2 separate regions of the Homo sapiens genome follow, and region 2 is linked to region 1. Evidence: chromatin loops called from intact Hi-C (ENCODE). Cell type or tissue: Caco-2. All regions are shown on one strand. Links, peaks and the distances in the headings refer to the core of each region. The heading gives the core; the rest is flanking DNA.

The links. Peaks named below come from ENCODE experiments on the same cell type or tissue, not always from the same donor. Only the 100,000 strongest peaks of a DNase experiment are listed, where the experiment ranks them.
Region 2: a loop joins it to region 1, with 8 times the contacts of the local background. A loop is called at or near these places in 1 of 110 quality-filtered maps.

The regions. Positions count from the first base shown.
Region 1 is chr6:145,187,664-145,192,721 of GRCh38, forward strand. No RefSeq gene overlaps it. Among named protein-coding and RNA genes, the nearest start is that of TRQ-TTG4-1, 7.5 kb to the left of the region's middle. In Caco-2, for the core only: no CTCF peak of the experiment used is centred there; no DNase peak of the experiment used is centred there.
Region 2 is chr6:145,264,455-145,269,512 of GRCh38, forward strand. No RefSeq gene overlaps it. Among named protein-coding and RNA genes, the nearest start is that of TRQ-TTG4-1, 84 kb to the left of the region's middle. In Caco-2, for the core only: no CTCF peak of the experiment used is centred there; a DNase peak (open chromatin) is centred at 2,767.

The DNA of each region.
Region 1 (5,058 bases), core at 369-4,368:
TTTACCCTTGTATTATAGAAGCATACAAATAAACAGCTAGATGAAAGATGCAAGAGCAAGATAGGGAGGAAGGAGCCTGGGGCTTCCATGATGCCTCAGGGTGCTCCACCTTCCCAGCACCTTCAGGAGTTCAGCAACCTGGAAACTCCCTGAACCCTGTCCTTTATGGTTTTGTACAGAGGTTTTATTATGTAAACATGATTGACTACATCAGTGGCTATTGGTGATTAATTCAGCCTCCAGCTCCTCTTCTTTCCCCAGAGGTTGAAAAGTGAGGCTGAAAATTGCAAACCTTTCTTCACTAGGTTGGTTCCCCTGACAAGTCCTCATCAGGAGGCTATCCAGGATCACCCAGCTAGTGCCCCGGGATCTAATCAGCATACAAAAAGACACAAATCACTTTAGAGATTTCCAGGGTTTTAGGGGCTATGTGTAAAAAAAAAGGAGGGGTGTGTAGAGATCAAATATATTTTTCTTATTATATTGTATATCACATTTCTTTATTATATATTATAATATCACAAAGTTCCATAAGAATCATTTCAAACTTTTAGCCTCAAGAATTATAACAAATGTATGTTTTAAGCTATTATATTTGTGATAATTAGAGCACCAATAGGAAACTAAAACAAGCAGGTATTTTATTTAAGAAGAAATATTTATAGCTGATTAACATAACATGATGCTCAAGCTTATTAAGAGAAATTAAACTAAAATTATAATATGATAATATTTCATTACCATCAGATTAGGCAAAAATGAAAATTTAATAATGTCAGATTTATGGAGAAGAAATTGATTAATTAGAATTCTCACCCACTTTAGGTGGTATAAATTTTAGGAAAATAGGGGCCATGGGCAGTGGCTCATGTCTGTAATCCCAGCACTTTGGGAGGCTGAGGCGGGTGGATCACCTGAGGTCAGGAGTTCTAGACTAGCCTGACCAACATGGTGAAACCCCATATCTACTAAACACAAAAAATTAGCTGGGCATGGTGGTACATGCCTGTAATCCCAGCTGCTTGGGAGGCTGAGGCAAGAGAATCACTTGAACCTGGGAGGCGGAGGTTGCAGTGAGCTGAGATTTTGCCATTGCACTCCAGCCTGGGCAACAAGAGCGAAACTCCATCTCAATAAATAAATAAATAAATTTTAGGAAAATAGGCATTACCTAATATGTGAGTACACACATAACCTATGACCCAACTATTCCTAGGGATATAGCTGAAAAAAACACTATTTCTCTACACATACAACACTTCCGATAGCAAATGTGCTTTTTTTTTCCACATGAAGCAGTTTTATATCTCTCTGGATATCAGCTGCGTGTCTCACAATTTAATCCAATTCTGACACTATTTACCTAGAGTTAGCATCAGGTCACACAAGTTAAATGCTTCAGTCCCACAAGACTAACACCATTTTTGATGCTAACTGCAAATCTGGGTCTCATGTACTTTTGACTGACTGGCTATAAATCAGAGGCTTCTACCACCCTCTCCTTGAGTTTGATAATTTGCTAGAACAGCTCACAGAACTTGGGAAAACACTTTATTTACATTCCATAGTTTGTTGTAAAAGACACAACTCAGGAACAGCAATATGGGTATATGTTTCATAATAAAAAAGTTTTAAAAATGATTTTATTTCAATGAAGAATACATTTGAAAAAAGTTGTTTTCTGGTCAGACCATAAATTAAAATATTAATGTTTTAGTACTTTTAGTCAAAATATATTTTGTGGTTCTTAAATTTGCAATTTGGAAAATTATTAATCTTTAAAAAAATCAAAACTTTCTCATTCATTTATTCTTTAAATGGATATTTATTGATGCCTGTCCATCAAGTACTATAATTTTTCTATTTAGATTATTTGACTAAAAGATAGTCTTTGCTTTAGCTATACAAGATGCAATATTTTTAAAAGATTATATGAATATGCATCTCCACAGATGCCTACCTTTCTGCCACAGATGATCAGAGAAAGACCAATTTGTTTGCAAAACAGGTCTAGTCTCATTAAACTTGGCCTGATTATTTACATAAGTGTAGCAAGAACAGTGATCAACCATATAGGCCCTTTTAAGTCTGCTTTTAAAAAGGAATCTCTGATTAGACTTTTAAAAGTGTTCTCCCTGCTAGTAAGCCAAAGACTTGCCATCAGAATTTGCCTGTAATACCTATAAATTTAGGGAAATTCTTCTGTTTTTAAGAACCTCGAAATATTTTTGAGGTTCTTGGGCCTTCTTTCATGAGGGTTGGGAACCTTTAAAGCCAGATGTCAGGCCAATTATTTACAAGGGCCTTTATTGGCTCCACAGAGTCAACCTTAGTTTTTTAAAACTGTCTGATCATATCTGAGTCTATGTACATTCTCAACTGTAATGTTCCATTCAAAGCCCTGATAATACTGTATAACCAGAGTTTCCAGTTGTCTCCTGTTACAAGGCAAGCAGATTCCTATTGAACTTATGCAAATAATGATATTGCCATAAAGTAAGAATACTCACAGATAGCTTTTGAATTCTAGAGGGATCAGGTAAAAAGAAAAAGTAATTGTTTCATCTTTTTTCACAGAGGTATACTTTATCAAATTGCTGTAAGTTATAGATAGCTTAAGGGAAAAGCAAACTGTTTCCTTAAATCTGAAAAAGTAAAGCATTAAAGAGCCAGCAATGTTTCAAACAAAAAGGCCATAAAATTAATAATCTATTTGTTCAGTCCCGTGTAATTAATTCTTGTTCTGCTTGATGTTGGGTTAGCAGTTTTATGAACCAATCAGTTTCTTCATTAGAGTCCTGGAAATTATTTACCTAGTTCAATGGTGTGACCTTAAAGTTGGAAACCTGTATTTGTCAGTCTTTTTCCTGAATCTTCTTGAAGATGAAACATTTTAGGACTACAGATGCTTGCAAAAGCTTTCAGAGTAAAACAAGTAACCATCTATGGACAACAATGCTTACAATTGACATGGTTAAAGATCTGATGACAGAGTTCATTATAATAATGATGAAATTGACAAGGAAATTTGGATATTTCTATGGCATACAATATTTTAACACAATACCAAAATTATGCCTGATAAAGTGTCAGGACACACCAAATTTTTAGAAATTTTATGTAATTTCTGTGACATTCATAACATATCCATGTAAATATAATTCAAAGAAGGTTAAACAACATTTTTTATTTGACAATGCTTCCCATGCAAATTTAACATATCAAATAAGTCTAATTAGTGTGATACCTTTCCTTTTAAAAAGAGCGAGAAAAAATAATTTTTATATATTCCAGAAATCCCTAGAAATTCTCAAAGTTAGTTCAAGCTCAAAAATACTTAATTTAGAACTTAATTTTGTAAAGTTTATAAAAAATATCAAAGGTTTAAAACATTTGATTAAAAGACAATCACACGTCACTTTGAAACAATAGTCATTCATTTAACCAGAGTGATAATTAAAAGACTTCAAAGGCAATTGCAGAAAGTTACATAGTTTAAGGAAAAATATCCCTTTGCTGTTTGAATAAAGAGGACTCAGTTTTCTTAAGTATTTGAAGACCTAACAACATGAAGCACAGGAAATTATTTTAATAAAACACAGAATTTTCCTCCCAAGCGAGTTACTTAAAGGCAAAGAAAAAACTTTCACAATCAGTTTAAAAGAGAAGATCAAATTCTGGTTGTAGTTCAGTGGACTTTTGATATTAAGGTGATTTTTTTAAATAACTTATAAACAAATCCATTCAAATCTTAGCCACCTTGACCACAGATAAAATTCCTTTCCTAAGATTATTTAATTATTTTTCCACAAACCTACAACTTTCTTTTTTATTTTTATTTATTTATTTATTTTGAGACAGTCTCGCTCTGTCACCAGGCTGGAGCACAGTGGTGTGATCTCAGCTCACTGCAACTTCCGCCTCCCAGGTTCAAGCGATTGTCCTGCCTCAGCCTCCCGAGTAGCTGGGACTACAGGCACGCACCACCACACTCAGGTAATTTTTGTATTTTTAGTAGAGACGGGGTTTCACCATGTTGGCCAGGATGGTCTCGACCTCTTGACCTCATGATCCACCCGTCTTGGCCTCCCAAAGTGCTGGGATTACAGGCATGAGCCACCACCAGCCCAACTTTCTTATATCTATTCAGTTTTGCCTGTTCTCTTTCAGTGTGGCACAGTTCATGTTTACTTACAGACCCAGATATCTTTTTTTCTTCTGTAATAAGAAGCCAAGTGTAGAAAAACTTATGTTCCACAATTAATGTTTCAGTATCCGATTTGAAAAGTGATTTAGATATTCAATTTAATATTCATTATTTAATTTAACTGAGTAAAACTCCAAGGGAATAAGTTAACAAAGAGATTTCAAAAACTCTTTTCAAATAGACATAACATCAAACAAAGCTAGCCATCAGCAAGTTATTTCCCTATAGGTATTTTCACTGTATGCACATGTTAGGCAGCCATCATGAAAGCAAGAGTCCTAAAAAGTTAACTACACTGTTTTTTTTTTTGTTTGTGCTTGAAATATATTAGTAATGTACACTGCATGTCACTTGCACATTTTCTTTATAATATTAAATATCTAGTAGAGATAAATGTATCTGACTAGTAAACCCAGGTAAAATAAAAATATCAAGCTCATATTATACCTAAAACTGATAACTCAGAAGATGCAACTTTTTTTTTTTTTTTTTTTTTTGAGCCAGAGTCTCACTCTGTTGCCCAGGCTGGAGTGCAGTGGCGCAATCTTGCTCACTGCAATCTCCGCCTCCCTCCTGGGTTCAAGCGATTCTCCTGCCTCAGCCTCCCAAGTAGCTGGGATTACATGAGCCCACCACTACGCCGGGCTAATTTTTGTATTTTTCGTAGAGACAGGGTTTCACCATGTTGACCAGGCTGGTCTCAAACTCCTGACATCAGGCGATCAGCCTGCCTTGGCCTCCCAAAGTGTTGTGATTACAGGCGTGAGCCACTGCGCCTGACCACAGCTATTTTAATAAATGAACAATATTAAACTAACCTTATTTACCAAAGATGTACCAGTCATGAGAAC
Region 2 (5,058 bases), core at 712-4,711, 77 kb after region 1:
TGTTGGTTCAGAGCTCTTTCATTTCCACTCTAGGATGATTCTTTATTAAATAGCTTATAGTATTAAAATCTGTTAAAATGCTGGTGTATCTAGACTTTTTAAAAAGTTAAAGTTAAGAGTTTTATTTCATTTATGTAAATTATGCAGTCAAATGTACAGTATAGATAAGTCGAAAAGAGCTTCGAATAGATTAACGCATTTGACATTTCAAAGCTTGAGTATTAGTAATCGATTATGTGCAACAAAAGAAAACATCTGTTTATGTATCTGAGAGGTTGTAAGCTCAAAGAAAGCAGAAACCACGTCTAATGAATTTCCACGTTCCTGGTGCATAACAATTTATCTAGTGCACAGTGAACACTTGATATATTTATTGAATGCCTAAAGAAAACATTATGTGGTGAAGAATTAAAAAGAATTAAAAACATGCTCTTAATGTATGTTTAAAATAGTTCTGTGACAAAACTGCAGTGATAGATTCCTGGAAGTCCATGTACCTTAGGGACATGTCATCAAAGGAACATTCAGGAAGGTGACAAAGCTGACAACTGGATCAAGAAAAGGGTTTATCATTTGGGAAAACTAGGAAGCTGTAGGTGTCATTGCAACCCAAAGGACTTGGGAAAAGAAGCAGATAATCCAATGTAGGAAGAAAAAAGGGATTAAAGAAAAGAAAGAGTGAAGAGGACTGGATACTCCCTAAGTGGAGATATGATGTTGGAGATACTTGGCTGCATCTTAATGAACTCTGGAAGACAGTCTGTCATTTTATTTTGCTTCCAAAGCTGAGCATCTGTAAAGAACAGAAAACAGACTCTTAGGAGAAATTCAAAACCAGTAAGGGTGATCAATTCTTCTATATGAAGACTTCTGTTGTGCAAAATTTTTATTTTAACTTTATTTCTTATGAAACAAAGCAAAATAGTTCTTTTCAATCACTTATAAAAACACATATTCTGGAAAATGTAACTGGACCCAACATGAAATAAAGAGTAATAAAGTGAAAAAGAACAATCTTTTTTTGAAGAAGTTTCATGCTAGAAATGAGATTAACTGTCCATCTGAAATGTAAGCATGGTACTTTTTTTTAATTAAAAAATTAAAACTGTATTATGTAGGTATGTATATTACAGTAAGGTGAGGGTGGTATAACAAATGTAAATAGTTTGGTGTTCTTGCAGCATGAAGAATGAAAGAGGATGTGGTGTCAGGACCTCACTCTTGATGAACCCTGACACTACTTGGAGGATAAATGGATTTCCAATGCCCTTACCATTGCTAGACTTAGTGTTAACAGAAGAAATAAATAAAAGCAAGTGGGAGAAGTTGCATTAGAAACCCACGAGAGTATGATGAAAGATGTTGGAGGTTTTGAGTCGGGTGCCTTGGGAAGCTCATCTCTGGAGCTCTGACTGAAACATGCAGCACCTTCAAAGGCAGTGAGCCTCATTTGTATGGTCAATGATTTAAGAGAGATTAAGGATTTTCTCACTTAGTGCATGTACTAAGATGGCTTCTAGAAATTAGATATACCCTACATTTTGCCTCAAGATATTTTCCTTGTCCAGGTAAGTGCTAATGTGCAAAACTTTCTGAAGAAGCACAAAGTCCAAGGGAACTATGCTAACACTACCCGAAGTCTATGAAGCCAACACTTTTTATTATGTTTAGGTGTGGAGTGAAAAAACTAAACTAAGTGGTTGAGGTATTCATGAAATGTAACCTCAGAAAGCTGTGAAATGCTCCAGAAGTGTTTGAGACCAACCATGAGATAAAATGCTAACAATGTATTGGAACTAAATTAAAAGGAAGGTCAGGACACAGCCATGTCTGAATGGGAGATATAAAACACAGTGAATTCAAATTGATAATGCTGAGGCGAGAGATCATTTATTGCTCTTCCATTTTTCTTTTAGGGAACAAGCAATAAAATTGAAATGAATGAGCCAATTTTAAACCTAATTTTCATACAGCATCATTTCTCCTGAAGGTCCACCAAAGATAGAAACCAAAGAGAAAAATAAAGAGAAAAACAACTTACTTCACCTTCAACTCATCTCATCGAAGGGGGAGGGCTTGATATCTTGCCTGAGAAATACTCTTTAAAATAGAAACTCTGAACTACAAATAGGTTTTTATTCTTACGTGCATACATTCTGAACTTGCATAATAGTGCATAGCTCAGTCTCCACACATACACATGAATACACACACATACACATATACACTCACACTTCCAAATATGCACTTTACTCTCTCTCTGTCACTCTGTCATCTATCCACAAATCTGTCTATTTATCTTCATTTCTAAGTCATCTAAAATATGGTTTTTGTTCTGCGTGTGATAGTGTTTTTACCCCCTTGTGCTTGTATCTGTTTTTCTCATTGACAATATGTCTGTTTTAATTATCATCTAGCAGATAAAAAGTTGTTGCTTTGAAGAGTTTATCAAGAGATTCTACGTGATTCTTTTTTTGGAAGTTGTCAAGATTGTGTCAAGAACCGTGAAAGGTCTGAAATTTTACCCTGTGTGCAAGCTAAAAGTGTAGCCTACCACAGCTTCGTGGATGCCAGCTGAAGAAATGAAACTCTTGGATCAGAGACAAAAGACTTTGTTATTCACAGCACAACAGGCCTTTTAGGCTTCATGTTCCCATCGATTCCCCTTCCCTCTAGTCCCAAGCCGGGCAGCACAGAGCAGCCCAGACTGCTGCACACACAGCAGGTCTGTGGCCCTGATGAACCAGGGCTGAGGAAACCCATGCATTTACAAAGGCTGTTAGCAAACATGCTCACACTTTGCCCCAGAGAGACATTATCTTTGTTATCCTGGACAGCAGGGGAAAAAAAATCTGCCCTTTGCTCCAGAGAGAGACACTCTATCTTCCAAAAATCTGTTTGCTCTGTAAACATGCTTGAAAAGACAGTCCAGAACAAAATATTGTCAGTGCATTTCAGCAGAAACATGAGAGAACTATTGAGCCTTGTCTCCCACTATGGACTTGCTTCTGTAGTTCTGAGCATATAAGGTTCTAAATGTTCATTTTTAACAGCCCAAAGGGTAAATATTTAGTTTGCCTGTCAGTTTCCACAAAGTTCTCTTGTCAAACAATAAGTACTGTTTTCTTTTCTTTTTCCTTTCTTTCTTTCTTTATTTAAAGAATCAATCCTGGTACAGAGGCACCAATCTCTCACTTCTGTGTTTTGACCTTAACAACCTCAATATTTTTTCAGACATGTGCCGTATTTGGGCCATCTCTTTTCTTCCATCATTCGTTCTTTCTTAGGCTGCAGTCCCATGCTATCTGGGTGAACATTCTAGCTCTAGGGTTTTTGTGTTGCCAACATCTACTGCAACTAATGAATCGGGTTGTCTGTGTGTTTGATAAGATCTCAGTAGGTGAGGATTCCAGCACCATTTGATTGTTTCATTCTTGGATTTTTACAGATTATGTAATGCTCCCCTCTTCTCCTTCAAGATTCCTCTAAGTACACCTATTCCTTCATTTCATATCAGTTTCACACCGGCAAAGGATCATACCACAGGAAAGCAGTGTTCTAAGTACTTCTGTAGAAACACAGGTTCATGTCCAGCTTCCTAAATCTGGGAAAGAAGAAGATTTTTATCTTTCTTTAATTGTATGCTATAAATAGTAAATGCTATTCTTAATGTAATGAAAATGATCACAAACATATCCTCACTTTTGCATTCAGAGAAGTTTGGGCCCCTTCAAAATAAACTTCTTGGAAGTCGTTGACTTATTTCACCCTTTTTTGCTTTTACACAAAATGTGTTTGGCATTGTCTTCAGAATCTAACATAAATTTTTAAAATTTTCTTTCCAAAGTAGCCAATCTTTATCCTTTCATACTGAATTCTACTTTTGGAAATCATTAAAAGTTATTTAGAGCCCAATACAAGAAGTAGATAAACAAATGGGTTTAAAAATATGTGAATACATGTAATGAAACAGATACCCTTGTGTGGTTGATAAATCGGCCCCAAAGACAGTTCTGGCAGAAAAGTTCCAAATGTTTCAGGTTTTCACAGCTTTAGAGGAAATTAAAAGTAGCTTGTCTTCTTCAGAGGATGGGGGATTCCTTCACTGAAAGTATAACTGATGAAAACTTGTTTAAAGTGTACTCTTTTCTATGATTTTTATTCATAAAAACAGGAATCATTTTTAAGATAAAGAGATTATATCAAAATGGAGGAATTTTGTCCACGGACATCATCTGTGCATTGCCAGATCCTATGAAATCACTTGAAGAGTTGCCTACATTGCCAGCAAAATGACTCTGTTAATTTCTCCTTCTTTTATAAACTCCCGTGCTCCTTTGTTTTATCTCGTTTTTGGAAGATATTGTGTTTGGTCAGAAACAATGGATATTTGTGAATAAATCCTATCATTCACATGGCATTGAGTTAAATTTAGGGAAATAACCAGTCAGCTTAAGTTTTACTCATATATAAAAATTGGGAATTTTTTTTTTTTTTTTTTCGAGACAGAGTCTCCCTCTGTCGCCCAGGCTGGAGTGCAGTAGTGCAGTCTCAGCTCATTGCAACCTCCGTCTCCCAGGTTCAAGCGATTCTCCTGCCTCAGCCTCCCGAGTAGCTGGGACAACAGGCAGTGTCACCACACCCAACTAACTTTTTGTATGTTTTAGTAGAGACGGGGTTTCACCATGTTAGCCTGGTGGTCTCGATCTCCTGAACTCGTGATCCGCCCACCTCAGCCTCCCAAAGTTCTGGGATTACAGGCATGAGCCACCGCACCTGGAATATTAATACCTGGTCTACAAGATGATTTTTAGATTAACGAGATAATATATTTGAAGGTAATGGCAAAATTGAAAGAGAATTGATGCTCAACAATTCTCTTTTCACCCTCCCTTTATCTTCCTGCTTGCCTTGCTCAGGATTGTATTTTACATGTCAATTTAATATTTCCTTTGGAACAGAGGAAATGGATGAAAGCCTCTAAGTTTATGGTGGCTGAGCTGCCCACTTGAAATGTATTCTCAAAGTGCATGCCTACTCACAACAAAGAGGCAGAAG